Regions from separate parts of the Homo sapiens genome. Here region 1 is linked to region 2. A link is an interaction called in ENCODE POLR2A ChIA-PET data of the cell type or tissue named here. Cell type or tissue: MCF 10A. All regions are shown on one strand. Links, peaks and the distances in the headings refer to the core of each region. The heading gives the core; the rest is flanking DNA.

Region 1 (15,712 bases), core at 697-3,196, 470 kb before region 2:
TAAAAAACAGTCTGTGTTAGTATTTGAATTCATAGAGACAGAAAGTAGAATGGAAGGTGCCGGGGCTGGGCAGGGTGGGGGATGGGGAGTGAGTGTTTCCTGGGCGCAGAGTTTCAGTTTGAGAAGATGAAAAAGTTCTGGAGATGGATGGGGGTGATGGTGGCACGACAGTGTGAATGCAGTAATGCCCCTGAACCGTCTACTTAAAATGGTTACGATGGCAGATTTTGTGTTACATAAAATTTGTAGTTCACATGTAGTTCACCACAATGAGAAAAGAAACTCTGGCCAGGCACGGTGGCTCACACTTGTAATCCCAGCACTTTGGGAGGCCGAGGAGGGTGGATCACCTGAGGTCAGGAGTTTGAGACCAGCCTGACCAATATAGTGAAACCCCATCTCTACTAAAAATACAAAAATTAGCTGGGCGTAGTGATGGGCGCCTGTAATCCCAGCTGCTTAGGAGGCTGAGGCAGCAGAATCGCTTGAGCCTGGGAGGCAGAGGTTGCAGTGAGCTGAGATCACGCCACTGTACTCCAGCCTGGGTGACAGAGTGAGACTCCATCTCAAAAAAGAAAAAAAAAAAGAAATTGCTGATATCAGAGAAATACTAATATGAAAAGAGAGAATCCCATGTGAACTTAGTATGAATTTAGGAGGCCTGGGCAAGACCGCTCACGCTAGAGGAGCTGTGTGGGGTGCGGCCGGGGAGCTGGCCGGCCTGGGTTACTGGTTCTGGAAAGACAGGAGGTGAGTCCTGCTTTCCCCAGCCGTTGTCAGGTTAACTGCCTGGCTAGGCCGCTGCAGTCAGCGCTTAAGTCCTGATCCACCGGCTCTCCCTCGGCCTCTGCTTGGCAGACGCCCCTGGGTCCTGCCTTTGAGGTCAGAGAGACTTTTTAGGAGAAGAGGTGAGGAATCCGAGCTACAGATCACACTAGTCAGAACCTCCCCACCTGGGGTGGCCCCATCACCTCTCCCCTGCCATGAGCAAGGGGGTATACATTTCCATCTTGCTTCGATTTCAACTTTTCCTTAGCGAAATCTGTATTGATCATTTATTTGAAATAGTGGTTTGGAGAGAGAGCTCTTCCCCCACTGCATTATTTTTAACCACTGAGATATTTAAAGATAAGTGGATGTGGCCGGGCACAGTGACTCACGCCTGTAATTCTGGTACTTTGGGAGGCCAAGGCGGGTGGATCACTTGAGGTCAGGAGTTCGAGACCAGCCTGACCAATATGGTGAAACCCCGTCTCTACTAAAAATACAAAAATTAGCCGGGTGTGGTGGTGGGCACCTTGTAATCCCAGCTACTCAAGATGCTGAGGCAGGAGAATCGCTTGAACCCAGGAGGTGGAGGTTGTAGTGAGCCAAGATCGTGCCACTGCACTCCAGCCTGGACAACAGAGCAAGACTCTGTGTCAAAAAAAAAAAAAAAGATAAAAAGACAAGTGGAACAGTGAGCCCTTAGGACAGGGGCCTCGTCTGAAACCCGCCCCAGCCTTCCTCTGTTACAGCTTCCCTGTCATCCCCTGGGGGAGACTTCTGAGCTGGGGCGCTGTGGCTCAGCTGCCAGTTGGCCCCTCGCCAGTCCCTTGCCAGCAGGGAGGGGTGGTTTTCGCTCAGCGCAGGGGGTGGTGAGCAGGGAAGCCATGGGCTCTCCGGGACCAGCGGGGAGGATAGTCCTGCTCAGACTTGCAGCCTGCTCAAAGGGGGGTCCGGAGGAGGCTGGCGTCGACTGAGGATGGAAACCCTGACTCATGGCAAAATCAGCCCCGATTTCCACAAAGAGGCAATGTTTGCAAGTCTCAACCTAGCCCTGACTTTCCTCTCTACAGGGTGCAGCACTGTGTATGGGCTGAGGCTCGGGAGCCGTCCCCTTACTGTCCTTCCAGGACTGGCAAGCAGGCTGTGGGCTGAAGGCCAGCCTGGCGGCACTGAGCTGTTCCGTGCCATCTCCCTGGGTCCTCAGTGACAGCATCGAAAGCCAAATGTTCAGCTCCCTCAGGGTCCCCTTAGCTTGGGATGCTGGGATGAGGATGGGGTTCCCCTTTTCATGTGCTCTCAATCCTTGCAATCAAGCTCAGGAATCATTGTTTTAAAAGATCTCTATTTATTTCAAAAATTATGTATGTCTTGACTTATAAATCAGCAAACAAAACCTAAGTGTAGGAAGTAAACGCTCCTCCCCTGGCCAATCCTGCCCGCCTCTTGGCAGGGTCCATGAGCCCTTCTGGGCTCTGCTCCCTTGAGACTTTTTGTTTTTTTATGAAAATGGGATCAGACTGTTCTGCCACTTGCTTTTCCCCCCCACTTGACAGGGTATTTAGAAATCATTTCATGTCAGCACCTTTATGTTATCTTTTTAAAAATGACTGCATCAGCAGAAATACGTCTTTCTAAGGAGAAAATACATCAAGATAGAAGGTAGTTTCAGGCCGTCTGGGAGAGGGCTGAAAAGGTTCTATGTCAGGTCCTGGTCCCCCAGCACGCACCCTGGGTCCTCTGCTCCCACACCTCTGCCCATGGTACCCGCTCCCTCACCCAGGAACAGCATGGTCCGTGGTGGGAAGCGTTGATTTCCTTGTGTAGCCAGAATCCATCTTCCTGGAGCTCCTAGAACCATCCTGGGGCCCCAAGAGCCCATCCGAGCCTCCTGCCTGTAGCAGAAGAGCTCTTCCTGCAGAGCTAGTACAAGGGATGGGTCAGGGTCCCAGAAAGTGGAGGTCTCTGCCCCTATCATGCATGGAGAATTTTCTAGAACCTTAAGGTTGGGTCACCGAGGGCTTTGAGACCAGCATGGCTTTGTCGGGTTTTCTTTGCTCTTTTCTTCAAATTCCCTCCTCCTGCTGCTGTATTCCTTTCTCCTTCTCCTCCTCCTCTTCCCCCTCCCATCCTCCCCCTCCCTTCTCCTCTTCCCCTCCCCCTCCCCTCCCACTTCCCTCCTCCCCCTCCTTCCCTTCCCCTTCTCTCCCTCCCCGCCTCCCCCTTTCCCTCCTTCTTTTCTTCTTTTTTTTTTTTTTTTGAGACAGTCTCACTGTCACCCAGGCTGGAGTGCAGTGGTGCAATCTTGGCTCACTGCAACCTCCACCCTGCTGGGTTCAAGCAGTTCTCCTGTCTCAGCCTCCCAAGTAGCTGGGATTACAGGTGCCCACAACCATGCCTGGCTAATTTTTGTATTTTCAGTAGAGATGGGGTTTTGCCGTGTTGGCCAGGTTGGTCTCGAGCTCTTGACCTCAGGTGATCCACCCCTCGGCTTCCCAAAGTGCTGGGATTGCAGGCGTGAGCCACCACGCCCAGCCTCTGCCTTTCTTCTTGAGTGGGGAGGAAGGAATGGGCCAGGGCTTCCCACGTGCCCTGGCTGACCTTGCCTGGGGATGTCGGCAGGTCCTGGGGCAGGAAGGGGTTCCACTGAATCTAGGAAGCACTGGGTGAAGCCAAGTGAACGGGGACCTTGGTAGCTTGGGCTTTTCCCATGTGAATCCCTGAGAGGGAGAGATCGGGTGCCCTGTTCCCAAACTCACCCTATGCTTTACATTGATTTGCTGTCTGTTTATTCATTCCCATTCATTCATTCATTGATAGCCAGGTCTTACCCCTGTGGAGTGCACGATGTTCTGAGGGACACTGTTGTTCTGTGGAACAGAGTTTGGGGAATCTAGTCTGAGTGAGGAACCTGCAGCGCCAGTGGGAAGGCAGCCACCGCTCTGCTAAACGCTGCATTTATTCGTGTTACAGGGCAGGGGCCACCCAGCTGTTTCTCTAAAGGGCTAGATGGTAACTAACAACTTCAGTCTCTGTGGCAACCACTCAACTCTGCCTTTTGCAGTGTAAAAGCACCCCTGAGCAATGCATAACAGAGTGGGCCTGGTTGCACGCTAATAAAACTTTATTTACAAAAGCAGGTGTAAGCCGGGTTTGAACCAAGGGCCATCATTTGCTGGCCACTGATTTAAGGGAGCTGGAAAGCAGGAGACCCTGATTCTAGACCTAGGCCCTGGTTGGCCCCTGACTTCAGCCATGAGCCCAGAGTCATTCAGTCTCCGGACCTTGGTTTCCTGTTTATAAAGTGCAGGCAGTAATGATAGTGATACCGGCCTCACCTCACTTGCAGGCTGGCTGTGGTGCTCGAGAGCGGTCATGGATGTAAAAGCTTTTGTAAACTGTAAATTGCTGCACGGTCAGCGCGAAGGGCTGACTCATTTGACTGAGGAGGGTGGACTTGGCTGGCAGGGAGAGGGGTACAGCTGTCCTCCTTTCTGACTTACGCTCAGGGGTCTTCCACCATCACTCCCTCTCTTTGTTCCCCCATACCAGATGCTTTGTAAGTGTCTGAGCAAGGTTCTCCAAGGTGATGTTTAGATGCTTAGGTCCTTTTCCACTCCCTCTATCAGGAAGTGCAATCTGTGTATTCTTCCTCCGAATTTGAGCAGAAGGAGGGTATCCCTGTGTAGCATGGCCCTCCTGGACCATTCATGGGTTCACACTTGCTCATTGTATGTCATCAAAGGTAAATGCCCCACGGTCCCCATGTCAGAGATGTGTCCACTCAAGGAAGGAGACTGCCGTGCAGTGAGCTCAGGGAGCCATGGCACCTCCCGGGTGGGCCTGGCTCAGCATAGGCCCTGTGAAGCCCAGTCATCGGAGGGGCCTAGAGCCTTGCTGGGAGTCAGAGTTGCTGGCACCACGTGGACAGTCACCTGTCTCCTTAATACCGTGCCCAGTGTGTGGAGTAGATGAATGCAGGAGAAGCCAGGCAGGCAGGTCCCGATTTGGCGCAGCGAACGATGGAGGTGCTGGAGATTTAGGGACAGGAAGAAGGGCCAGAGAGGTGGTGTTTGAGGCGGTATGCAGTGATAAAATTTGGGAGCCAGCTGGGAGGCGGCTGTGTGGTCCAGAGTGAGGGGGTTGAGCCCCTCCATTTGTGGTTTTGCAAAGAGGTGGGAAGGGGAGTTTCTTTGGAGATCCAGTTTTTGGGTTCTGGGACACCCTCCAGGTTTAACCACATGGTCTCTGTCTTTTCCCGCTGTAGATATCAATGAGTGTTTGAGTATCAGTGCCCCGTGCCCTATCGGGCATACATGCATCAACACAGAGGGCTCCTACACGTGCCAGAAGAACGTGCCCAACTGTGGCCGTGGCTACCATCTCAACGAGGAGGGAACGCGCTGTGTTGGTTGGTATTAAGAAAACAAATCTGAAATCCACTTTCCTGTCTGCTTCCAGCATGCACCCTGCCTTCTCTGGAAGCAGAAAGTTGATCCCCAAAGCAAAGCCATTTCTATCAGCCCATCCATCCCACTGTCAGTTCCCAAGCATGGGGCTTCATTGTCTTGCCTGGACTGGTGCACCAGCCCGTCTACTGCCTCAGCCTTGTCTGGCTTGTCCTGAGCCCAAAGCTCTCGCACCCCACCCTGTTTACAGTTCCATCAGCTCCCCGTTGGTGACAAAGGATGGATGCCTCTGCTTACAGTCCAGTCCCCCAGAGCTGGCCCAACTCCACAAACCTTGTAATTCAGGCAATGTGGGTCTGCCACTCCCCACACAAGCACTGTCCTTTCCTCTCTGTGTGGGTGTTTGCTCTCACGTCATTCCCTCTGCCCACCTGCTCCTACGTTCCTTTGGATCCAGGGCACCCAGCCTGCCTAGATCCCGCCAGGGAAGGAGCCTTCCTCGCATAACCCCCAGGACACTTCTTCAGTGTCTCCCTGGGTTCCTGGGCACTTCCTACCTTAATGAGAGTCATTGCTGGCCTGCCAGCCAGGTAGGGCTGCCTCTGGGTCAGCTATCTTCCCAGTCCAGGGCCCGGCACTCAGTAGGTGCTCTGTGAAGTCGTGTTGAAATGGAATGCCTGTTTCCATGTCCATGTGTTCCTTTCTTGCTTTCCTTTCTGATCATCTTGGGGGGAAAAAACCCAAACTAAAGGTTTTCATCATGGCTTTCTTTCTCCTTTGCAAGATGTGGACGAGTGCGCGCCACCTGCTGAGCCCTGTGGGAAGGGACATCGCTGCGTGAACTCTCCCGGCAGTTTCCGCTGCGAATGCAAGACGGGTTACTATTTTGACGGCATCAGCAGGATGTGTGTCGGTGCGTGGGGGGCCCCGCAGGCCTCGGGGGAACCCAGCCACGTGGCACCAGGGACACATTTCTGTGGCACCTCGAGTGATGTGGTCTGATCCTCATCTCAGATAATCCCAAGTGCAGGCAGACCCTGAGAGAAGATCCTGAGTCAGGAGACCCCATTCTAGCCCCAGCTCTGCTACTGCCCAGCCAGGCGGCCACTGGCACCACCCCCCTGTGTGTGAGCCTGCTCCCCATCTGTGGAAAGGGGTTCTGCTTGACCCAGGACCTCCAAGTGCTGATGAGCCAGGTCTACACATGTGGGCAGCATCAGCGATTTCCTGGAGATTCACCGCTGAGCTGTAGATCCCCAGGAGCTAGAGATGTGTGCCTTTAGCCCAGGGCAGCGAGGGGAAAAGTTGACCAGGAGTGGGGTCAGGTCTTGTCCAGCCAGTGCCTGCTGTCACCAAACCTAGGTGCTCAGGGAAGCCTGGCAGCTGCCAACCACTCCCCCAAAGTGGGCACTTTGCTAGATCCTGGCAGACCCTCCTTGTGGGTCCTGGGGAGGAGGACTGGCAGGAGGGCACAAGTTCAGATGTGCTGCCGCAGAAGGAGCACGAGGCTCGCCCACCAGGCAGGCACAGCGCGGCAGTCCCGGCTCTCCCACTGACTTCCCGCATGCTCGGGACAAGTCACTTTGCATTCCTTGTCTGAGAAATGAGGCTGGAGGCCAGGCGCGATGGCTCATGCCTGTAATCCCAGCACTTTGGGAGGCTAAGGCAGGTGAATCACTTGAGGTCAGGAGTTTGAGACCAGCCTGGCCAACATGACGAAACCTCATCTCTACAAAAAATACAAAAATTAGCCGGGCGTGGTGGCACATGCCTGTAATCCCTGTTACTTGGGAGGCTGAGGCAGGAGAATCACTTGAACTGGGAGGCGGAGGTTGCAGTGAGCTGAGATCATGCCACTGCAATCCAGCCTAGGAGACAGAGCGAGACTCCATCTCAAAGATGAAGGAAAAAAAAGAAATGAGGCTGGAGGAGGTGGAGGACAAAGGACATGAGCTGGCCTTACTAGGAGGGTGGAGTGTGGTGCCACTGTGTTGGACATTGCCCTGAGTCAGCCCACCCCTCACTTTCAGATGTCAACGAGTGCCAGCGCTACCCCGGGCGCCTGTGTGGCCACAAGTGCGAGAACACGCTGGGCTCCTACCTCTGCAGCTGTTCCGTGGGCTTCCGGCTCTCTGTGGATGGCAGGTCATGTGAAGGTGAGGCTGGGGCCCCGTCCACTCACCTCCCCCAGGTCACCTTCCTCCTGGGGAAGCCACCCTTCTGCAGACCGGTTTGCAGCAGATCCGCGATGGTTTCCCTGTTAAATGACATGTTAGCAGGGGAAGTGCCTGTAAAATATTGTTCATCAGAGAGGACTGCCCGCCTGCCCACCCGATTTCTCCTGATGACATCCACCCTCCGAGGCCGTGTCGGGGTTCATAGGCTGCGGCAGAGGCCATGCGGGATGTGGCTAGGATTATGGGGCTTGGAGCATGACACCCACGAGTCACAGGGCCTTGGTTATGCCCGACCTCTCCCTGCCTCCGTGTCCTCCCCGGGGAGAGGGGTTGATGTGTGAAACAGCAGCGAAAACTGGACACTTGTTTTGCACAAAGACAGTGTGTGGGTTTTAATCAGATGCTGCCTAGGGGAGACAGGCCTCTGTGTCCATTGATCTCAAGTCACCCAAACAAAAGGAGGGAGGCTTTGTAAATGACGAGCTGTGAGAGGAAGTACTGAGGCCTTTAGGGCGTGGGTCACTGTGCACCTGCCTCTAACTTCTTTTTTTTTTTTTGAGACGGAGTCTCGCTCTGTCACCCAGGCTGGAGTGCAATGCTACGATCTCGGCTCACTGCAACCTCCGCCTCCCGGGTTCAAGCGATTCCCCTGCCTCAGCCTCCCGAATAGCTGGGATTACAGGTGCACACCACCATGCCCAGCTAATTTTTGTATTTTTAGTAGAGACAGGGTTTCCCCATGTTGGCCAGGCTGGTCTTGAACTCCTGACCTCAGATGATCCGCCCACCTCGGCCTCCCAAAGTGCTGGCATTACAGGCGTGAGCCACCGCGCCCGGCCTGCCTCTAACTTCGTGTTGGAGTTAGGCTTTCCCCACCCGCAGAGACAGGGAGAAGCACCCTGGCCTTCCGGATGACGACATTCCCCAGGCATGTCCCCAGCCCTTGAGAAAGACACTCCTTGGTTGCACATCTCAAAGGGACAGAGAAACCGTTTACATTTGCAAGTTTTTCTAAAGTAGATGCTTCTAAGGAACATGGAGGTCAGCGCCTGTAGTCAGGTTTGGGCTGGAACCAAGAGAAAATTCTTTTGGCAGCATTGATCTTTCTCAGACAGGCATGTCAAGGGGGCTGGGTCTACATCCTGGATACCTGGTCTTGGGCCAATGGCAGCCACGCTGAAGTTGGGTCAGGTCTCTTGGTATGTGGGGGTTGGACAGAGTTGTTCCTGCCAACAGTCTTGTGGTTCTCAGATAACACCAACCTCCTGGGCTGATGGGAAGGTCACATGAACTGCATGTCAGCCCAGGGCCTGGCACATACTAGGTGCTTGGCAGATGTCGTGTCTTGTATACGGATTAGGTTCTGAGCTGAGCAGACACTGAGAGCTTTGGATGGCCCTCCACAATCGTCCACATTGCCGATGACACCCTGTTTGGTGCCGTGCACTGGCTCACAGGACGGCTTCTGCAGCCTGACTCAAACATGGCAGGTCCTAACATTTTGCCATGAGAATTTTCCTTCCTGATGAGATGGTCGCAGGGGTTGGATATGCCACAGTGAGCTGTGGTGTGCATGATTCTCAAATCGGAGGACGGACGGTGTGAGGGGTCCTGGGCTTAGTTCACAAGAACGTGTATGGACAAGGAACAAGATTCACGAGTTGAGTCTCTCAGGCTTGTGTTCAAACCTGACTTCTGCCATTTCCATGGCCTTGAAGAAGTAACTCAGTCTTTCCTGGGCCATGGTGTCCTCATCTGTAAAACGGGCATAGTAGGACCAACCCCATAGGGGGTTGTGAGGATGAAACGAGATTAAGCATGTGAAGAGCTTATCACAGGGCCAAGCACAGGATGAAGAGCTGGCGGTGTGGAGGCTGCTGGCTTTATTATTATTTAGTAGAAGTAGTGGGATTCCTGGCTTGTGCTTCCTCTAGTCATTCATAAATTGCTGAAAAGTCGGCATTCATATCCACATTAGTGGACAATATTGTGGATATAGAACCAGAGCCTGGCCAACCTTGCTATGTGACCTTACTAACCATTTGTTAGGGTCCTGCCCCGGGTGTGTAGCAAGAACTCGGTCCTGCACTGGGGAGTGTCTCTAGCGGGGGATGAGAGACCACACTGGACAGGTGGAGGCCAGGCCTGGTGTGTGGGGGCCACAGAGATGAAACACGGGGTGGAAGGCTATTGGACGTTCTGTGACAGCCACATAGTATAGATTTAAGGCTTTTCCAGCCACAATCTCTGTTGCAACCGCTGAACTCTGCTGTGGTAGCAGAGAAGTGGCCAGAGGACCATGGTAAAAGAATGAGTGTGGCAGGGCACAGTGGCTCACACCTGTAATCCCAGCACTTTGGGAGGCTGAGGCAGGTGGATTACTTGAGGTCAGGAGTTCGAGACCAGTATGGCCAACATCGTGAAACCCTGTGTCTACTAAAAATACAAAAATTAGCCGGGCATGGTGGTGCACACCTGTAATCCCCCAGCTACTCAGGAGGCTGAGGCAGGAGAACTGCTTGAATTCATGTCCACATTTAGTGGACAATAGCCTCCCGGAGGTGGAGATTGCAGTGAGCTGAGATTGAGCTACTTGTACTCCAGCCTGGGCGACAGACAAAGACTTTGTCTCAAAAAAAAAAAGAGTGAATGTGGCTGTATTCTTTATTTTATTGTTATTATTATTTTGAGACGGAGTCTCGCTCTGTCGCCCAGGCTGGAGTGCAGTGGTGTGATCTTGGCTCACTGCAACCTCTGCCTCCTTGTTCAAGCAATTCTCCTGCTTCAGCCTCCCGAGAAGTTGTGACTACAGGTGCGTGCCACCATGCCTGGCTAATTCTTGTATTTTTAGTAGAGATGGGTTTCATCATGCTGGCCAGGCTGGTCTCGAACCCCTGACCTCGTGATCCGCCCACCTCGGCCTCCCGAAGTGCTGGAATTACAGGCATGAGCCACCATGCCTTGCCGGGCTGTGTTCTAATAAAACTTTATTTATAAAAACAAGTGTTGGGACAAATTTGGCCCATAGACTATGATTTGCTGACCTCTGCTTTAGGTAAAGGGGACAGTTGAGCAGTAGTTCAGAGTTGCTGAGTGGCCCAGTGAGTTCTGTGCATTGGAGTATGAGGAGTACTGGCGTATGGGCTGGGTGGCCGAGGACTTCCTTGTGTGCCGTCATCTGTTTAGGATGCCATCTTGGAGGTGAAGTGGAGAGCACAGGATCAGATTTCCATTTGAGAACTAGAATGGACTCTGGCAGCCAGGTCGGGGCAGACTTCCAGGGGCCAAGGCTGGAGGCGATCGCTGCCATCCTGGCAGGAGAAGTTGTGGTCGAAGCAGGCAGGAGCAGGGATGGAGGGTCCGGAGCCACCAGCGATGACGCCTCTCCCTCGGCCACACCCCCCGGGACCTCTGTCTCTCCGAGTGTGTTAACCTGAGGGAGGTGGAGAGGAGATTTTCTGTTCACTGACCCTGAGGGCTACTGTGGAGGCAGGGACGTATGATGCTCTGAGCGGTGACCCTCGTTTTGTATTTCAGACATCAATGAGTGCAGCAGCAGCCCCTGTAGCCAGGAGTGTGCCAACGTCTACGGCTCCTACCAGTGTTACTGCCGGCGAGGCTACCAGCTCAGCGATGTGGATGGAGTCACCTGTGAAGGTGCGGACGCCCCTGCCTGCTGAGGGGGAAAGCACCCCCTGGTCTTGCCATGACACAGCAGCACGGCCTCTGACTTTCAAAATCCACAGGGAAGAGCCTGCTGGGATTTCTTCACCTGACAAACCTTCCATGTCCACCCTTGGAGGCAAGCGGGTGGTTTGCTGTTTTCCCTCCAACTGAGGTTTTTTTTTTTTTTTTTTTTTTTTTTTGAGACACGGTCTTGCTCTGTTGCCCAGGCTGGAGTGATATGGTGCAATCACTGCTCACTGCAGCCTCAGCTTCCCAGGCTCAAGTGATCCTCCCACCTCAGCCTCCCAAGTAGTTGGGACCATAGGTGTATACCACCATGCCTGGCTAATTTTTTATTTTTAAAAAATTAGAGACGGGGCCTTGCTGTGTTGCCCAGGCTGGTCTCGAACTCCGTGGCTCAAGTGATCCTCTTGCTTCAGCCTCCCAAATTGCTGGGATTACAGGCATGAGCCACCGTGCCTGGCCCCCAACTGAAATTCTAATATACTTTTCCCATCCTTAAGCGTGAGGGTGGGAAGGCAGCAAACCACTCCTGACTTGTTCTTTAATAAATGTGCACGGCGGTAATTACAACATGCACTGGGACCTTGGGCCGCATATCTCAGGTCTTGGTGGTGGTGCATGGCTGAGAGGTAAGGAGGGGGCTCAGGGACCACCTATATCCCTGACTCAGAGCTCTAACTCTTCATCTGTAACATGATGATTAACTTCAGCCTCACCAGATCATTGGAGGATTAAACTAGATGACAGCAATTACAGGCAATTAAGGGCAATTACGATGATTACCATTTTCATGTAAGGTGTGTGTGTATTTTGTTTGCTTGTTTGTTTTTGAGACAGAGACAGCTCTGTCACCCAGGTTGGAGGGCAGTGGTACAAACACGGCTCACTGCAGCCTCCATCTCCTGGGATCTAGCAATTCTCCCACCTCTGCCTCCTTGAGTAGCTGGGCCCACAGGCATGCACCAGTATGCCTGACTAACTTTTTTGATTTTTTGTAGACACAGGGTCTCACTTTGTTGCCGAGGCTGGTCTCGAACTCCTGGGCTCAAGTAACCCTCCTGCCTCAGCCTCCCATGCCTGGGATTCCAGGCATGAGCCAGTGCACCCAGCTGAGGTGTGTTTCTTATTATTGAACTGTGGTCCATATTTCCCCCTGCCCGCCACATGCATACTTCACACCATGAACTTGCTGTGTGACCCTAGGCTAGTCCCATCGCCTCTCTGAGCACGATGGTCTCTGAGGCTTCCTGTGTTCAGCTTGTCCTGTGCTGCTGCCCTCCCGGGCCCCAGTGCAGCCCCCAGGGCGATGTAGCATGGCCAGCAGCCATGGCCAGGTGCCAGGACACTGAGGCTGAGGTGGGCTTTGCCGTTGCAGACATCGACGAGTGCGCCCTGCCCACCGGGGGCCACATCTGCTCCTACCGCTGCATCAACATCCCTGGAAGCTTCCAGTGCAGCTGCCCCTCGTCTGGCTACAGGCTGGCCCCCAATGGCCGCAACTGCCAAGGTGAGCAGGAGGGATGCCCTGGGGTCCCTCACGCTCTGCTTGGGGCCCTGCAATGTCGTGGGGCTGAGGCTGGGCTCGGGGGCTGTGCTTCCCCAACCCAAGGGCCACAGCACAGATGGAATGCATTCAGGAAAAGGAGGCCCACCCCATCCAAGGGGTGTCCTGGGGTCTGCAGCACCCTGGTCTCCTACACCCAGGCCCCAGCACACTTGTCCTCTGGATTGTCTGAGCCTGTGGCGGCTGCATCCGGCAGGAACACTTCAGCCCTCCTCCCCTCCCCTCAGCAGCCCCGTAAAGGCTGGAACAGAGGCCTTTAGGAAGATGCCCGCCAGGGAGGAAGCAGTCCAGGCCAGGGGATGGCGTGGCCTGGTGTGGGATGGCCCAGGGATACTCATGGCTATGGGTCAGCTCCAGCATCGGCTAAGTAATGGTGGCCAATGGCATTGGTTCTGCATTCAGCCCCCTTTTCTACGAATGCTCTAGGGGGCAGTGTGTGTCCCCCAGAGCCATCTGATAACCATCCATTCAATCACTGACAGCGGGTGCTGAGTAGATGTTTGTGAGCGCGTGATCCTCAGTGTACACACTGCGCCCAGAAGCTGAGTCATGGAGGTGGGGCTGTCCAGCCAGTTCCTCGGGAGCCCCACACAGGACTGTGGATCCTGGGGCTCTGGAAGCCCCCTGGGTCCCACAGATGTAGCTTCTGGTCATGAGGAAGGTGACTTTGATGAAAGGCAGGCAGGAGCTGCGGTGTTTCCTGGGAGGCCCCCTCCGCTTGCCCTGGGCTCTGGATGGAAGGCTGGTTGTGTCTGCATTTCTGACGGAGCAAATGACTTTTCTCCTGGCCAGGCTCCCTCACCACAGCCTGGGGTCCCGCCCAGACTCAGCATAAACACATTCCTGAGCCGGGCCTTTGAGGCTGGGGAGTGTTGTTTTTGCCACCGATGCTCAGGCATTTGGCACCTCTTAATGGATGTCTCCCAGGGTTGGTGACAGCCCCTGAGCCCCACTGTTTGGCTGCTCCAGAGTCTATGGGAGTTGGGCTGCTCCCCCATCTCCAGGGGCCTCTCAGTGTGGTGCCCCAGGCCCCATCCCAGGAGTCCCAGACCTGGTGGTTCCAGTCCACCCTGAACAGCCACCAACCCCAACACACAGGCAAGACGTATGATCCCTCGAAGGCTGTTTTTCTCATTGTTGTGTGGAGCTAGCAGCTCCTGCCCTTTTCTCCTAAGAGGTTGAGTCACACCTAGGGTAAGGGTGCTGAGCCTCGGGAGCCACAGAGAGGCTCTGGTTAGTTAGTGTATGGACTCTGATGCCAGCCTGCCCGGGTTCAAAGCTCAGCTCTGACATTTATAAAATGTGTGACCTCAGGCAGGTCTCTTAAGCTCTGTGAGCTCCTCATAAAATGAGGATCATAACAGTATCTGCCTCATTGAGTTCTTAGGAGGATTCAGTGACTTATCCTTGCGAGGTACTCCCAGGACCCATCATGTAGTGTTTACTTTTACCATCGTCACGCTCCCTCCAGGGATTGCGAATGATAAGTTAACACTCTATAAATGTAAATACCCTATAAATGTAAGAACTGGCACAGGACGCTGCTCTGAAGATCAGCCAGTGGAGGGCAGGGATGGCCTGATCGCCACCCCTAACCCTAGTTGATGGGAGGCCTGGGCTCCTCCGTCTCCAGATGGGTATGGCTCCTGCAGCCTCTGCCTTCACTGTGCTGCTGTGGGGTCTCTTGCAGACATTGATGAGTGTGTGACTGGCATCCACAACTGCTCCATCAACGAGACCTGCTTCAACATCCAGGGCGGCTTCCGCTGCCTGGCCTTCGAGTGCCCTGAGAACTACCGCCGCTCCGCAGCCACGTAAGTCCCTTGGACCATGCCATCGTCGTCTGTCTGTGTTGGCCTTCCTGGTGACCCAGTTCCCGGGTGGGTGGGTTATCAGGCTGTGACCTCGGTGTCCTCCCATGAGGGACTCAGGGCACTCAAAGATCACCTGATCCCTGGCCCTCAAGCCCCTAAATGCTAGTGACACTGGTCTCGGAAAGTCAAGGGGGTAACTGCAAATGAGTCTGGGGTCTATAGTCATGTTTTCAGGCCAAGGCTGTGCACAGAACCAGGAGAAACCACAGCCCTCTTTTTTCCTAGGGTGGAAGCCTTGGGCAAGCTCTCTGGGCCTCAGTTTCCTCATCTGTAACATGCAGATGTCAGAACGTGCTCTGACTGAGATGCATAGGTAGCAATGTCTCCATGTCAGCCCAAAGCCAGGGAGCCGATGTGACCTGTTGGACGTTGTTGTTAGGTGCCCACCTGAAAGCCAGAATTCGTCCAGCCTGGTGACCGTGTGGGAACGGCATCAAAGATTCCAGATCCTAAACGTGGGGCTGCGTGCCCCTATGTCTTTGTAAGCTCACTCACTCCTAGGCCATCACGGCGCCCACTTGAGACCACGGTTCCCACTTCCTATCCCCCTTGCCCCTAATTGTATTCAGAAAGTCTCATTTAGTGCCACAGTCAGTTGCTTCAGGAAAAGCTCCATGCTGGGACCGATCTCAGGACTGTGGACTTGTGACCTCTCCCAGCACTCTGAGTGCACGATGCAGGCAGCCAGCTGTTTCCGAGGCCTTGGCCCCTTGACCTTCAGCCTGCCTTGGGCTCTTGGCCAGCTGCCCCCGCGACCTGAGGGTCAGTGGTAGTGTCCACCTCTTGACCCTAGGGGCAGCTGCCCTGGCTTGTGGCATAGCAAGGCTTCTGGGTACCCGAGCAGCCCCGTTGTCCCTGGCAGCCCTCCATATTCTTCCTGGCTTTGCGATTCTCATTGGCTGGCCCAGCCATTTCCCTGTTTCCCAGCACGGATTTCTGTCTGCTTGAAAACCCAACATCTTGTTTCCTTCCTGAGCTTGGGTTAGGAAAAAGCTGCCCCAAAACTGGGTTTGCAAGTCTGTAGCATCCCGAAGAGCTCATGGTTATGCAACAGCCTGCCCCAGGCAGTGACACTGCTTCTCTGAGCCATTAAGAAAGTTCGATGGCCTTGGCTGCAGGCTGTGCAGCCGTCTGTCATTGTAAGTTCACTCTCTCCCCAGCCTTTGTCAGCGCCTGGGCTTGAGGATTCCAGGAGGCTGGCTGTGGTTGTGACCTCGATTTCTAACTTGCGCA
Region 2 (15,712 bases), core at 6,197-8,696:
TTGGCTCCAAGCTTCCCAGTGGCAGAGGCAAAAAGGGAAAGGGGCAGTTTACACAAATTACTATTCTATGGGTACAATTAAAAGGCACCACATCCTACTCCTGATGCTTCCCTTCCATGGCGGACTGGGGATGGCACAGGAAAAGAGCGTGTGGAATTCCTTCCCATCCTGTACATGTTCGGAGCATTGCACTCTCCCGGGCTCTGGGGCTTCCAGGTGAAACAGCCCCTACCTGCCAGGCCCTCAGCCCGTACCTGTGACAGCCCCCTGCTTCGTCCTCACAACAGCCTGGGCACTTGAGGTTGGGGTCTCAGCTGTCACTCTTCCAACCCTATAAATGAGGAGGTGGAAGGAAAGAAGCCAGCACTTCATGAGGACATGGTGGTCTGTCTGCCCATGATGCAGACGCCGGCTTTGTGCAGGGACCCCATTCCTCAGCCCCACATGTGTGCACCTCTTTGGCCGGACCTGTCCTCCCATCCAGGTGCCTCCCAGATGAGGGGCCTGTGCTGAGGGACTTGGTTTTGTGTCTAGTGGCTGCTCCTAGCACCCTCACCTCTGTCCTCACCCAACCACTGGCCAGCTGGGCTCCTGCCTCCCTGCAGGTAGGGCAGGTGCGGAGGGAGCACAGCCCTGAGCATCCAGTCTTTTCAGTCTGGCCAACCCCCAACCCAGTGGCTCTGAAGGTGCCTGGAGAACCAACAGCTCAGGACCCCGCTGGGCAGACCAGGCCTCTCACGTGGCTGTAAGAGAAAGTTCCTCCACCCCACCCTACCCCTCGATGTCTCCTGCCCCTTCCACCCTGGGCAGATGATGGCTCCATACAGGCCAAGCCTGGATGCAGGTGGATCCAGGCCAAGGACACGGGGGTCCCCTGGAGTGAGCACAGATGGTGGCATTCGTTTGACCTGCTGTGGCCTCTAGAGCCCCGAGCCACGTGGGCCAGAAGGTGCAAGAGTGTTCAGGGGAGACCAGGGAAGCCTTGGGGCTTCTCCAGTTACCCCAAAACATAGACACTGACAACAGCCACTTTCTTATGCTCCATGGGTCATAGTGGGAGTGCCTGGTTTCTGTTCCCCCCAGTGGGGGCCTCAGCTAGAGGGAGCTCCAGGGCTGGGCCAGAATCAAGGTTTCCTCACTTGGTATCATCTGAGCTCCACCAGCCAGCACCCCTGGAGAGCCAGGCAGATGCAGGGGCTTTCCCAGCCCAGCCCAGTGCTCACATGGCACCTCCACCACCCACTCACGGGGTGGTCACAGGCCCAGTTGACCCAGGGGAGAAGCATTAGCACCACCCTGGATGGGGCATGGTGTGGCTCTAGGAGACGCCTTGGATGGGAGATCCAGCCCTTCCACAGCATCCTCCACTCCTGTATCAGGAAATCCGCCCTTTGCCCTGGCAGCTTTGCCTGTCCCTCACTGGAACATGCTCCAGCCACCAGGCTTGCATCTTCAGAGCCCCGCTGCCGCTTTTCTCTATGCCTTCCCAGCCCCTCACTGCACCTGCTCCAGCTGGCCCAGAGGCCGACCCTGTGGGCACGTTTGCCAGCTCCCTGTGCTGGGACCTGTCCGTGGCCTCTGCCGGCGCGAGGCACTGGCAGGAGGCCTAAGGGTCCCTGCCACCAGTGGCTGCAGCTACCTCCCCGTTTGGCCACCAGCCCCAGAGAACGGCTCCTTCCCTCCTAGCTTTTCCTGAGCTGGGCCCACGCCTTTGTCCTGTTTTTAAACGCTCCTCAAGTGGCCCAAATTAAGGGGCCACACTATCTGCTTCCCCCAGGGAGCCAAGAGGGCTGCCAGCTGTCACTCGTGGGACTCCGGCCAAGGGGCCCCTTAAGACTTCCATGGAGAAGAGCTGCTTTGAGACGGTCACTGCCCTCGTGCTGGCTCAGTGGGGACAGGGCTGCAGGGTCTAACTCCAGAAAGACTCGGCCCCAGCAGGGGAGCTGGCGCCAACCAGACAGCTGAATCAACAGCCACCGCCATGGGTCCAGGCCCCCTGCAGCCTGGCGGCCCCACACGCAGGACTGGGGGCTGCTCAAGGCCAAGGGTGGGGCTGTACTCCTCAGTGGTGACGGCAGCAGCCCCCTACCCCCTTGCCCACCCTGGCTCCTGTGTCCCACAGTGAGGTCTCTCCGGTGCACAGCCTGGGTGAGGGGTTGGTGGGTCCAGATGGCACATTCAGACCCTACATCCCCAGCCTAGCAGAGCAGGGGGCGTCAAAGGGGAAGGAGCAGTGGGGGGAGGAACGAGGGGTGGGGGTGTGCTTTGGAAGCCTTGAGAGTTGCCCTGAAGGCTTGAACCGCCCCCAGGGCCAGCAGGAGAGCCATTACCATAACCAGGCAGGGTCCCCTTTTAAGAAAACTGCCCTGGTGGGCTGGTTGCGGTGGCTCACGCCTGTAATCCCAGCACTTTGGGAGGCTGAAGCAGGCAGATCACGAGGTCAGGAGTTCGAGACCAGCCTGACCAGCATGGTGAAACCCCATCTCTACTAAAAGTACAAATAATTAGCCGGGCATGGTGGCGCGTGCTTGTAGTCTCAGCTACTCAGGAGGCTGAGGCAGGAGAATTGCTTGAACCCGGCAGGCGGAGGTTGCAGTGAGCCGAGATCGTGCCACCGCACTTCGGCCTGGGCGAGTGAGACTCCGTCTCAAAAAAAAAAAAAAGAAAAGAAAAAGAAAACTGCCCTGGTGGCCACTGATGGAGAAATGGAGGGACAGAGGCCAGGGAGGGAGACTCTCGCTGGGGCATGGAGGGCTTCCGGGCAACAGTGCAGCCCAAACAGAGTGGGCCTTGGCCAGAGGTGGACAAAGCCAGATGCTGAGGGTGGGGTGGGCACAGCGAGAGGCAGCCACACTAGCTGCTCCCGCTGGGCCAGGCCTGGTGGATGGTGTCATCCTCCCTCACATTCCTGGATCTCAGGGACACCACTTCCCCAGGCTCAAGCAGCTGAGTCATGAGTGTCCTCCCTTCAGGGGACCCAGCCATTGGCTTGGGTAGATTAGTTCTGATTTAACCCCAAAATAATGACTTAGTGGCTTTCCTAACTGCAGCCAGCTTTGCAGGGCCTCCGAGCTTTCAGGCCACCTCCCCTCCCAGATGCCCTTGAGCTGGACCTGAGAAGACCCGCCCAGAGGAAGGCGAGGAAGACTCCACAGGGGTGACAGGGGCCCAGACACCCCCTATCTGCATCAGGACCCATGTGAGCAGAGCTCACCCTGTTGTCGCCCTGGGCACTGTGGCCATCTGCCAAGGGACAGATAGATGGACCTTCCTAGTCCTCAGGCCTCAGGCCATCCACAGGGTAAACCCACATCCACCCACATCTCCTGGAGCCTCCCCCGCCTGGGAATGGGAGCGAATGACCCCATCACACTGGTCTGATGGATGAGTGAGCAGCACCCAGGAGGCCGGACGCGGGAGGCTTGGCCTGGCCGGCAGGGAGTGGGCGCCCTGGGCTGGGACCGGGTTTCCTGCTCCCCTCTGTCTAGGCTTTTCCTGGGGGACCTGGCCTTGGAGGCCAGCGCCTGAGGGCCCCGCAAGACAGTCAGTCTTGCTGTCACTCCCAATGCCATCTTGTGTCCCCTCTCCCCAGACCCCTCTGCTCTGGGAGACTGGTGAGTGAACACCTCGTGAGGTGCATCCTGTGTGGGCAGGATTCCGACCAAGTGCTCCGACGTGGAAGGAAAGAATGCACACTCAGGCAATCTGGGTGTGACCACCTTGCTGTCCTGCGATCTAGGGGATGAGAGGAGGTGACAAGGCCCAAGGGGGTCATGCCGCAGACATGCCCAGGCCCGGCCTGTGTGGTCAGCTGAGGGTCCTTTAGCTGCCCGTCTACTGTCCTCAGGTAGGATGCCTCGTGCTGGGAGCCAGGCCGCCCAGCACCCTTCCAGCCTCTGCTGACTCCAGCTGTGTGTCGTCGGGCATCTTACTCAACCTCTCTGTTTCTTGTCCTTCTGCGCCTAGGGTCATGATAGACCTTGCTTCCCAGCAAGCATGGAAGAGGCTGCGAAGAACAGCTGGTGCCCAGGAAACTGGGAAGCCCTGGCTAGGTCTCAGTGCTGTGGCTGCTGGTGTTCACACCATGGGCCAATGCTAGGGATTCACAGAGGCAGGGGATGGGGTCCCTGCTCCAGGGTTCTCCCAGTCTGAGGGGCAGACATGTGACTGATGTCAACTCTCCTGGGTGGCCTGGGGTGAGAGAGAGTGACTCATCCCTGGGTGCCTTGGGGACGGTGGCCCTAGGAGGGGACTCCCCTGGCCCTGAAGAGTTGTGTGGCATCCCAGGTAGAGGGGCTGGAGGGGTAAAGCCCACCGCCATGCTCCGAGCACGCTGAGGGCTTGGTGTGAGAGTGTGGTGGATGTGGGTTGGGTGGGCTGCGAGGCCTCCAGCCTCCCACCTGCCTGCCTTTATTGATTTCCAGGGATTCAGGACCTCAGACGCTGGGCCGGTGACAGGCCCCTGGGATTCTGGTCGCAGTCCAAAGGGTCTCTGGCCACCCTGGGCCTGATCAAGTCCTCCCTCTATCTGGATCTATTTCTCCGTCACCAAAAGTTGGCACTTGGGTTTAGTGGCTGACAGCCCTTCTGATTCTAACAGGAAGTGGCTCTGCAGGGTTCCGTCACGCACGCGCTGTGCTGGGGGTCCAGGAGAGGGCTCTAGGAGTCGGACGGTTGGTGGGGGAGGATGGAGTCTGGCTGCAGAGCCCAAGCATGTTTTGTGGGGGCCCGGCGGGTGAAGGGTGTCACAGCGATGGAGGTGCAAGGTGATAGATGAGAGAGGCAGTCCCAGCACAGGAACCCAAGCAGGCAGCACCTGCATGGCATGGCTCTCCCGCCCTCCATTCGCGGGGCGGCCTCCCATCCTCCATTCTGATGGTGACATTGAAAATGAAACGCCAGGACCCCAGCACCTGCATGGTGTGGCCCTTCCGTCCTCCATTCTTTTTTCTTTTACTTTTTTCTTTTTTTTTTTTTTTTTGAGACAGAGTCTTGCCCTGTCGCACAGGTTGGAGTGCAGTGGTGTGATCTCAGCTCACTGCAACCTCCGCCTCCCGAGTTCAAGCGATTCTTCTGCCTCATTCTCCCAAGTAGCTGAGACTACAGGCACCTGCCACCATGCTTGGCTAATTTTTGTGTTTTTAGGAGAGACGGGGTTTCACCATGTTGGCCAGGCTGGCCTCGAACTCCTGACCTCAGGTGATCCGCCTGCCTCGGCCTCCCAAAATGCTGGGATTACAGGCATGAGCCACCACGCCCGGCCTCCATCCACCCTTCTGATGGTGACATTGGAAATGCCAGGACCCCAGGGGTTCAGGTGGCCAACCCAGCTTCCAATCCACCCGTGTAGCCCCATGTGCCATGCCTTGGGTAGGTTGCCAGGGTTCTGAGCCTCTCCCTCCTTGTGTGAAAGCCCCTCTCCTGGATCTGGGCAGAGGGTGTGCACAGCCTCTGGAAGTGGCCTGGCGGGCGTGGGGGCTCAGTGAGCACAGGGCCTGGGCTTGCAGGTGAAGCCCGAGGAGGTGGTATGGCTCCACCTGGCTGCCCTGGGGACCCAAGGTGCGGGCATGGGCACTGGCCCTCTGCCCCAGGAGAACGGCTGCCGGCCTTGACATCTTGGCGCCTCCCCCGCTCCCTCAGCCCTGTCCCCTGCACCTAGGGCCCTGTAGGGGCATCCCAAACTGGCACCTTATTCCCGTGAACTGGGCCCTTCTCTTCAGTTTCCCTCAGTTAGGAAGCCAGGTCCCGTCTTTCTTTCTTTCTTTTTTTTTTTTTTTTTTTGAGACAGTCCAGCTCTGTCGGCCAGGCTGGAGTGCAGTGGCATGATCTCAGCTCACTGCAACCTCCATCTCCTGGGCTCAAGCAATTCTCCTGCCTCAGCCTCCTGAGTAGCTGGGATTACAGGTGTGTGCCACCATGCCCAGCTAAGTTTTGTATTTTTAGTAGAGACAAGGTTTCACCACGTTGGCCAGGCTGGTCAAGAACTCCTGACCTCAGGTAATCCGCCCGCCTCGGCCTCCCAAAGTGCTGGGATTACAGGCGTGAGCCACTGTGCCCGGCCACCAGGTCCCATTTTAGTGACCACCCCCACACCCCGAAGAATAATAAGCCTCGACCTTCCCCACCCACTCCTCCCCTCCTAGAGCCTGAAGCCCCAGGTGGCTGTTGACTGGAGGGGAGGGGAGCACTTTCCACTGGAATATCTGACTTCAAACCTCTCCGGCCCCAGCTTCCTGCAGGCTCTGCCCCCTGAAACTGACAACCCAGCTGTGAAGCGGCAAACATGATCATCCCTCTCTTGTGTGTGGGAGGGGTGAAGATTCAATGAAATATCACAAGTGACACTCTCACCCAGGGCTCCCAGAGAGGGTGGCCCCAGCCCTACGACACCCATGGCCCCAGGGGAGCTCATGACTTTGAGGGTGTCGGTGACCCTGGGGGTGCCCTGGCTCTGGACTGGGCCACCATGTGTCACTGCAGCCACCAGGGGGCAGCAGAGGGGAGCTGTTCTGCTTTCAGGAGCTGGTGCCTGTGCTTCCTGCAAGGAGGGGGGACAAGAAGGCCCCCGGGGTCACTCGAGGCCAGCAGAGGAGTCCAGACTCCGATCCCAGCTCCACTGCTGCCTCCCGCACGCCTGGAGCCAGCCCGGCCCTCATCTGTGCACGCAGGGTGTGCTGCACCCCACCAGGCATCTCCAACTCGGAGATTCAGCTGCAGCCCTGGCCGTCAGACCCACGGGCCCTGAAGTCCAGGGGGCCCTCTCGCCCGCCTCCTGTCTGCAGATGGGGAAATTGAGGCCCAGCCAGGGCAGGGGATTTGCCGACGTTTCGCAACAAATTCGAGTCAGAAATAGGCCCAGCTGGGCCTGCCGGCGCGGAGGCCCGCTCGGGACACTGCTGGCCAACGCAGGGCCCAGCACGGTCCCAGTCACACCCACAGCAGGGTCCTGCCAGCCTTCTCCGCTCTCCCCTGGGGGAAGTGACCCTCCTCCACCTCCCAGAGCCCACGTGAGTCCGCAGGAGGCCCCCCTGGGCCAGGTGCCAGGTGCCGAGTGGCTGCCTCCAACTCGGGGGCTGCTATGCAAGGATGTTTCCAGTTCTCCGGGTCCTTCCTTCCACCTGGGAGGTCCGGGGCTGCCGGGCCATGCTGGTCCCTGTGGCCCTAGGGCCCGCCCAGCGCAGGGCCTGGCAGGGAGAGGGGGAAACGTGGGTGAGGGAAGTGAGTCACCCCTTGGGACACTTCCCTGCTCAGTTCCTGCCTCTCAGCAGCTTCTGCGAGGCAGGTCACACCTGCAGGGGAGCCTGGCAGCGCTAGGAGAGGCAAGGGGTGGGGGTGCCGCCTTTTCATGGGGCCAAGAGGGGCCCTGAGAGGGACACCGGGTGGACAGCCCCAGGGGCCTCCTTGCTCGGCCAGCCGGCATCTCCCCCTGCTCCCAGCATAGGAGGGCCGGTGGCCTGAGTGCTCTGCTCCGTGCCCGGAAAAGACTCATGTTCCAGGAAAAAGCCGCTTGGCAGGTCGGAGCAAGCTCATGGTGCTGTTCCCAGACCCGATGCGATGCGTGTGGAGGGAGGCCTGCCCTTGCCCCCAGGGCTGCAGGGCGAGAACAGACCTTGATTCCTGCTATAACCCTGGGCACGGCCTCTGTTTCTCCGCGTGTGCCCGGGGGCGGCGTGTTCTCAGGGCAGGGGCCTCTAAGGATCAGAGTGAGGCTGCAGGCCCAGGCTGAGGCCTGCACCACCTCGGCCGGGAGATGAGTAAATGTCTGGGTCCCCCTGGCCACTCCAGAGTGAGGCCGCCAAGCCTCCGGCCTGAAGTCCGGCTCCTGTTCTCAGCCTGCCAGGCCCTTGTGCGGTGGCGTCGGGCAGGCAGGGCAGGGAGGCCACGGCAGCCATCTTCCCGGGGAGCTGGGGCCTGGCCAGCAGCGTTTCCCAGTGGCCTCCTCCTGTGCTCCGAGCTGCATTACCTCATCGGGAAGCCATTCCAGAAAGGAGCTGCGGAGCCCCTGGGAGTGGGAGTGGGGAGAGCTGCGTCAGCGCCCTCCTGGCAGCCTCGGTGCCAGACGAGGGCAGGCGTCACGCCTCCGGGTGTCTGCCTGCCGAGCGACTGCTGGGAGAGCAGCTGGCTTTTGTCAGCGTTTCGGGGTGACCGGGCTGGGCTGCAGCAGGCAGGTGGCGTGGCACGGCCCATGGCCGGCCAGCTACCAGGTGGGCAGAGGATCTATTTCAAGAGCCGGAACCAAATGGCCAGGCATGAGGGGAAGCCAGGTGCAAACTCAGTGGCAGAGACCAAGCCCTGACCCCGCAGTCCCAGGCCTCAGTTTCCCCTCAGGCCAGCCCTCCTCCCAGCACCTGTCCTCTGCTTCCTATAGCCACAAAGAGCACCAGACACGAGTGAGCAGGTGACTACACTCCCTGCTGCCCGCTGGTGTAAGCCAGAGGCCCTGCCACCCACAGCTGGCCTCCAGAGGCCTTTCTGGACCACAGGGTCAGGGCTGAGAGGGGTGGGGGTGGCAGGGGCAGCTGAGGTGCTGGAGAGGGAGGACAAGCTTCCTGCCTGTGGAGGAGACAAGGGCAGCTCCCAACCCTGCTCCTAGCCTTCCTGCCAAGTTTGGATTCCAGAAACACCTCTTGGTGCCTCAGTTTTCTCATCTGTTTTGTGTGTGTGTGTGTGTGTGTGTGTGTGTTTTGTAGATAGGGTCTTTCTCTGTCACCCAGGCTGGAGTGCTGTGGTGCGATCATGGCTCACTGCAACCTCTACCTCCTGGGCTCAAGCAATCCTCCCGCCTCAGTCTCTCGAGTAGCTGGGACCACAGGTGCACACCACCATGCCTGGCTAATTTTTGTTTGTTGGTTCATTTTTGTAGCGACAGGGTCTCCCTATGTTGCCCATACTGGTCTCAAACTCAGCTCAAGTGATCTGCCCGCCTCAGCTTCCCAAAGTGCTGGGATTACAGGCATGAGCCACTGCGCCCAGCCCGGCTTTCTCATCTGTAAAATGGGTTGACAATGCCCACCCAGATAATGGTTGAAAGGACTCGTGAAACCACGTAGGAGGCACAGGCAGACAGGCACTTGTGGGGGTCCATGAATGAGCCTCAGTGCCAGCTCCCCCAGGCCAGCTTCCAGCCTTCACACTGTCTGGGCCAGAGGAGTCTTCCTAAAACAGAGGACTGTGTGGAGCACTTCTCCACAGAGAAGCCTCTTGCCTCAAGTCAGTGACACTGTCCTCCAGCCCCACCCAACTGTACATGTGCCCAAGCTCATCATACTTTTCCTCAAACCCTGTCTGTCAGGAAAACTCCTACTCACCCCGCAAAACTCCATGTGAGATGCCCACTCGCTCATCTAAAATGCCTCACAGGATTACTCTAAGAACCAAAGAAGAATATACATGTGTGAACACATGGGCATGGTTGCCAAGTGAGGGGCATCACATTCATGACTGTCCCCATTACTTATTAGAGCAACCATAACCAAGAATGCAGCGGTGGGCAGGAAGTGTTACTGGGGATAGGAATTAGCAGGAAGTTTTTCTGGCTTGGAATTTAAGCCCAACTTTGGCAGATGGCAGAATTTTCAGAGAGGAAAGGAGGAAATTGGAGGCTAGTGTGGCAGTGTTAAATATGGCTGCAAAGTCCTTGGTCCTTCTCCCATTGAAGCGTGGGCCCTATGGCCTCTCCTCTTGAATCCAGGTGGGCTTGTGACTACTTCAGCCAAGACAATGCGGCAGAAGTGTTGTTGGGTAACTTCCAAGGCTCACTCATAAAAGACCATATGGCTTATAACTTGGAGTCCTAAGTTGCCATCTAAGAAGGAAGTTCAACAACCTGAGACTTCCATGCTGTGAGGAAGCCCAAGCTCCATGAGGAGTCACATGGGGGTGCACTGGTTGACAGTTCCAGCCTTCCAGCCAGCCCAGCCCAGGCACCAGCCATGCGAATGCAGAAGCCATCTTGGAAGTGGATCCACCAGCAGCAGGTGTCCCGGCCCCCAGCCATTTGAGTTGTCTCGGGTGAGCCACTGAACCACACAGAGTAGAGTGGAGTTGTCCCTACTGTGCCCTTTCAGGACAGAATTCCTGAGCGTAATAAAGTGGCTGTAGTTTTAGTCACTGTTTTGGGGCTGTTTGTTATGCAGCACTAATTAACTAGAACAGGTGAGAAGATCAGAACTTCCTGGTGCTTAAAGCCAGCCACACAGCCCCTCGAAGCAAGATTGTCTTAATCTGGAAGTCAGTCCCAAGAACAGGTTCTCCCCAGTGCTCTCAGCATTCCCCACCCCAGCCTGGCCCATAAGCAGTGCTTGGGGCATGCGGGGTTGCTGGAGCACTCCCAAGCCACTCCCAACACCTGGAAGGAGCCTCCCCTCCTCAGGATTCTCAGCGGCGTTTGCAGCTTGGATGACTGTGGACCCAGAAGCTCTGGGGAGTTATCCAGGTTCTATGTGGCATGAGTATCCCTCTGTGCCTCAGTTTTCCACCCATGGAATAGGGCACGAAACTCATAATCTCTCTGATCCCTCTCGGCTCCTACCCCACCTTCCTGGAGGCCTTGTTCATTCTCATGTGTGTCTCCCCCACATCCTCTTACCCATGTGACTCTGCCTGCCATGAAAGCAGGAGTCATGACTGCAGTCTCACGGTTGAATGTTCTGCACCTGGCACCCAGCCTAGGCCAGAGGATGGATGCCACACCACTGGTGTTTTCTGAATGAATCAATGAGTCAGTCAATAAATGGAGTGAATGAATGAACAAAAGAAAGAACTCTTTCTATACTCACTCGATCCATTAATGTCCCCTCCCATACAATAAAGATTCCCTTATAGCAGCCCTAGGAGTCTACCCTTGCATGCCTCACATGACAGGGAACTCACCACCTTTCAAGATAGCCTATTTCCTGTTGGGGCAACTCAGGTCAGAGAGTATTTCCCTGAGCTGGCCTCATCCCTGGCCCCTCCCCAGGAGAGTGGCTGGGGGAAGGAGTGCCGGGGGGCAGAGGAAGGAGCCCTCAGTCCCCATGGTCCACAGAGCTTGCGTCTGGTGAGTGCTGAGAGCAGGTGGAGGGACTCCAGAGCTCCAGAAACCCCTTGGCTCTCTCTGTGCTGGGCCCAGCTGAAGTCCCAGGGTGGGCGGGGGCAAGACAGTGAGTCCTGCTCTGCCCAGGGCCCAGCTGGGATAGGGCCAGCGCACCAGGAGGTCCACAGAGGCAGAGAAAGCAACCGAGCGGGAGCGGAGCTGGGGCAGGACAGGTGGTCTGTGCTGTTTCCATGGCTCCGGTGCCTCTGCCTGCCTCACTGGCCTGGGAAAAACAAGCCGGGCACTGAGCAAACAGCGCCTGTGACCGCCCCGGACAAAGGCTGGGCTGTTTAGGCAACCGGACGGCCAAATGGGCCTCCCTGGCGGAACACCGGTTTAGACTGGGCCCGTCGGGGCTGAGTTGCCAGGCCCCACAGCCTGTCCCTTGGGTCTCTGGGGAACAAGCTGGGGCTGGCGGTGGGGACAGGGAGTGGAGGGGAGAGGCTGGGAGGGCCGGGGCAGGCACTACCCCAGTTCTGCCCTCTGGCACCCAGTTCCCTTGCCCAGCCATTCAGGAGAATGAAGACAGCAGGATCTCAGCGGATAAAGGAATAGGGTTTCTCTGTCCAGCCACAGTGACTGGGGCTCAGCAGCAACATATCCCGTGGGACTTCCACCCTCCCAAGGGGCACCCCCAAAGAGTGACCAGTCCTGGGCCCATGTGTGAAGGGTATTTTTGCTGCTACTGTGGACAGATGCTGTCTTCGGCCCCAAGCCAGGCAAACCCAGAATGCCAGAGTGCAGTGCGGGAGGCGGTCCTCCCCCAGGGAGGGATGGGGCTGGGGACAAAAGCCCTCCACAGGGGCAACTCAGAGGCCTGCCCTCCCGGCTCAGGCTCCCGAGACAGAGCCCAGGGCCAGGCGGTGGCTGACTCCACTAGCGGAGTGCCCTGGACTGGCCGAGGCCCTCCCTCCCGGGGCCACTCACATGAATCTTTGCTTCAGGGCCGGCTTCTGGGGAGACCCAGAGCACGACAGGAGCTCATAGACAGGCCTCTGCGGGTGCGTGGGTTACAATGGCGTCTGCGGTCCTGGAACTCAGAGGCAGAGGAGGCGGGACCCTGTCATCCCAATCACTGTGATTCAGCAGCATGGGAAGCCAAGGGGCACTGAGGCTAGAAGGACCCAGAGCTGAGGGACACTGGGCTGGCCTGCAGGGGAGAGGCTCTGATTTTAAGGAGAAAGGAGATAAGGATGGGGCCCAGGGCAAGGGGTGCCATCTACAGAGCAGCTCCCAGGCCTGCAGAAGCTCCCTGGTCTGTGTCACTGTGGGCTCCCTGGCAGTGGCATTCCCAGCACCCCTCCCGCTGCCACTTCCCCACTTGGGGCTGGACCACCGGCCTGCCTGCAGGGGAGCTTGTGGGGTCTCAGCCCAACAGCCTGGAGCCCAGGGGCAGGCAGCAGCATGCTCTGCTGACCCGGCAGCCACATGGGCCCCCGGAAGCTGCCTCCGAGGCAAGCTTGCACCAGCAGGATGTCAGGGCTGCCCTGGAGCCAACACTGGGGACCGAAGGGAAGGACACAGGCGTAGGCAGGGGCAGCAATTGGACCCTGTGCGTACCTGACCCTATGCGAGCTCTGCAGCTCAAAGGGACCAGAGCTGGCCTGAGTTGGGCAGAATGGGCTGGACCTTATGCTCTGGATCGATGGGGCTGACCCACGGAAGCCAGGACCTTCGGGCCAACCCTGAAGGGACCACGGCTGAGGACTGTGTGCCCTGGAGGGAGTTCTGAGATGGGGGGTGTAGGGGTGGGGAACCCACAGGCAGGCACTGCCTCAGGGCCTCCCTCCTGTCCCATGGCCCCCAGGTGTCCTGCGGCCCCACACTCAGCCTCCTTCTGGGGGTCTGGGTGGCTGCACCTTCCATGGTGCCAGCCAGGCCTTGTGCCCATCTCCACCCCCTTGCCCTCACCTGCCCCAACCCACCACGCCTTGGCGGCCTCCTCTCGGGGCTTCCTGGCCTCCACCAAGCTGCACCCACCTCCGCCCTCATCACCCAGGAGGCCTTCCCCGGCCTGGCCCGACGCAGGCTCCACAGTCTCTCACCAGCCTCCCAGCTGCTGGCAGTGAAATTCACAGGAGCTCCCTCTGGGGCAAGGGTGCCTCCGCCTCCTCCATGGCAGCGTCCCCAGCCCTGCACGGGGCCCCCAGTGAACACATGGGCTGAATAAATGAGTGAGGGCATGAGGGACGCCTGAACACACGAATGAGAGAATGGCACTGGGGGTCCGTGAACAGCTTGTTGCATTGAAGATGGTGAAGGATTTTCATCCTGGTCCAAGCATGGAGGCCTCTCTAGAAACCGTCCCTTCCAGCTCCATGAGGGGTGAACTCTGAGCTCAGAGGCCATGGGGCCAAGTGCAGAAAATGGCTTTGAACTCTGGAGGAAGGAAAGAAGCCACCCTCCAGGAAGGAGTAAGAACCGCTCTGGAACATTCCCAGGAAAGGTCGCTGGGGGGCAGACCTGAGAGGTTCCCCGGACTCGGCGGACCCAGATCCCCCGCAGGGCAGCCCCTGGTGAGTCAGGGCCTGAGTCAGCGCCCTCCGCCTTCCCAGAGGCCCCGCCAGGACCTGCAGCCCTGGGCGCCCCAGCAGCCCGGCCCTGCTCAGCGCAGCTCTGGGTTGGAACTTGCACTTTCCAGTAACTCGGACCTCCCCCCGGCCGCCTTCCCAGGCGCCACCGGGCCCAGCAGATCGTCACCGTCCAGGTGCAGGGTGGGGGTGTGTGAAAGTCAGGCCTGGGACCCGGGCAAGTTGCTGCCGTGCCCTCTGGCTTCCCGGGGGACATCCTTCACCTTTGTGCGCCCAAACCCTCTGTGCTGCGGTTCCAACCCCCCTCCACATTCCCGCCTGCTCCTCCGGGCCTGCCCGTTCCCTCTGCCTTCCTGGGAACCTCCCTCTATCTCCGCATCTTCCGCCGCTCCCTTCCCTGCGGCAGCCGGCGGGCTCCGACTCTCGCTCTTCAGGGAACACCGCCCTTGGCGCCACGCCCACCTCCACCCGCGGCCACCTTCCCTCCCTCCCACCGCCAGACCTTCAAGACAGGATCTACCCCGGGCGGCCCCCAGCACAGGTCTCAGCCCCCTCCAGACTGGGGTTGTCGCCACCCTCCACTGAAATGGCGGCAGCCAGCTCCCTCCTGCCGCAGCCGGTGGCAGCCAGCTCCAGGCCTGGCCGGCCCCGCCCACCCTGTGTCTCGAGTGGCACCCACGGCGCTGTCCCTGTCCCGCCTGTCTTCTCGTGACCTCATCCGGCTCCAGACTCTCACATGTTTACGCCTTCAGCCCTGCCCAGCCCTGGACCCCAAGTCCCCTCCAATATTTCTTTTTCCTTTCTTGTATTTTTATTTATTTATTTATTTATTTATTGAGACAGTTTCGCTCTTGTCGCCCAGGCTGGAGTGCAGTGGCGCGATCTCGGCTCACCGCAACCTCCGTCTCCCCGGTTCAAGCGATTCTCCTGCCTCAGCCTCCCAAGTAGCTGGGATTACAGGCGTGTGCCACCACGCCCGGCGAATGTTGTATTTTCAGTAGAGACGGGGTTTCAGCATGTTGGTCAAGCTGGTCTCTAACTCTTGATCTCAAGTGAACCACCAGCCTCAGCCTCCCAAAGTGCTGGGATTACAGGCGTGAGCCACCGCGCACGGCTATCCCTTCCAATATTTCCGAGGCCAGCTGCCCAGAGAAGGAGGGCTGGGTGGAGAGGACCGTGCCAGCAGCAGTAGGCCTGGGCCAGGAGACAGGCACGCACCTCCGCGGTCTCTGGCGAGTCTATGTCCACACAGCGGCAGGACCTCCACCCCCAGCCACCTGCAGCAGCCCCACATCTCCACCGGGTCACCCTGCTGACATCAAGAGTGCCTCCCGCAATGTCCCAACCCATGAGGGCTTCTTGGAGCTGAACCAGGGCACCGGCCACTTCTGGAGGGGGGCTGCTCGTGACTTCCGACCTCTGTCTCGCTAGTTGGCATGAGAAGACTGGACTCCTTCTGCAGGCCTCAGGGCAGAGGCAGATGTCAGCCCCCAGGGATGTCACTGCCAGAACCCCAGATGCCCCAAGCCATCTGGACTCCCCCTGTGCAGTATCTCTGCTACAATAAAATGTACCCAGATCTGAGTCCTCTCACCTGGGCGACTGCCAATGTCCCCTGCGGCCCTATACCCCGCCCCCAGGAGCCCAGAGGATCTTTCTTTTTAAAGATATTCAGACCTCACAGATAAGTCTGCCCTGACCAGCCCCTCCCCAGTTCCCAGGCCCTATCCTGACAACGGCCACAACTTCAGAGCAGCTGAAACCTGCTGTGAGTGAAAAATGAGAAGCTGTTGTTTTAATTTTACTTTCTCTGATTACTAATGAGGTTATTTCTTCTCTGCATAAAAACTTCATTCGTGTTTAATTGGATTTTTGTCTTTTTGTTAATGTATAGGAGCTCCTTTTGTTCTTACATATATTATGAATTCAAATTCTTATAGATAAAGATTAATGTTTAGAGGCAAAATCATGGTTCTCATGCAAATACAAATTGAACACACCTAAGATTTTATTTAACTCGTTAATAAGGGAACCAGTAAGGTTAAAACCAGTTCAAAGGAGAATTGGAAAGACAGATGTGTAGGCAACAAGGAAAGCTGAAACAGCT

The links. Peaks named below come from ENCODE experiments on the same cell type or tissue, not always from the same donor. Only the 100,000 strongest peaks of a DNase experiment are listed, where the experiment ranks them.
Region 1: POLR2A ChIA-PET joins it to region 2 with 6 read pairs; 2 of 35 experiments call an interaction of 5 or more read pairs at or near these places.

Annotation. Positions count from the first base shown.
Region 1 is chr22:45,536,197-45,551,908 of GRCh38, forward strand. FBLN1 (fibulin 1) reads left to right here. Exons shown (of 17, transcript NM_006486.3): 9 at 5,033-5,176; 10 at 5,959-6,087; 11 at 7,205-7,330; 12 at 10,889-11,008; 13 at 12,417-12,548; 14 at 14,296-14,419. Among named protein-coding and RNA genes, the nearest start is that of FBLN1, 41 kb to the left of the region's middle. RefSeq lists enhancers at 10,339-10,840, 10,841-11,340, 12,175-12,962. In MCF 10A, for the core only: no CTCF peak of the experiment used is centred there; DNase peaks (open chromatin) are centred at 1,695 and 2,185.
Region 2 is chr22:46,000,030-46,015,741 of GRCh38, forward strand. LOC124905134 (a long non-coding RNA gene) reads left to right here and starts at 13,552. Exons shown (of 2, transcript XR_007068136.1): 1 at 13,552-13,781; 2 at 14,468-15,469. It also overlaps the pseudogene LOC730668. RefSeq lists enhancers at 1,005-1,174, 6,248-7,239 and silencers at 13,654-13,843, 13,994-14,083. In MCF 10A, for the core only: a CTCF peak has its summit at 6,480 (motif pointing right); DNase peaks (open chromatin) are centred at 6,532, 7,212, 7,532, 7,992 and 1 weaker place.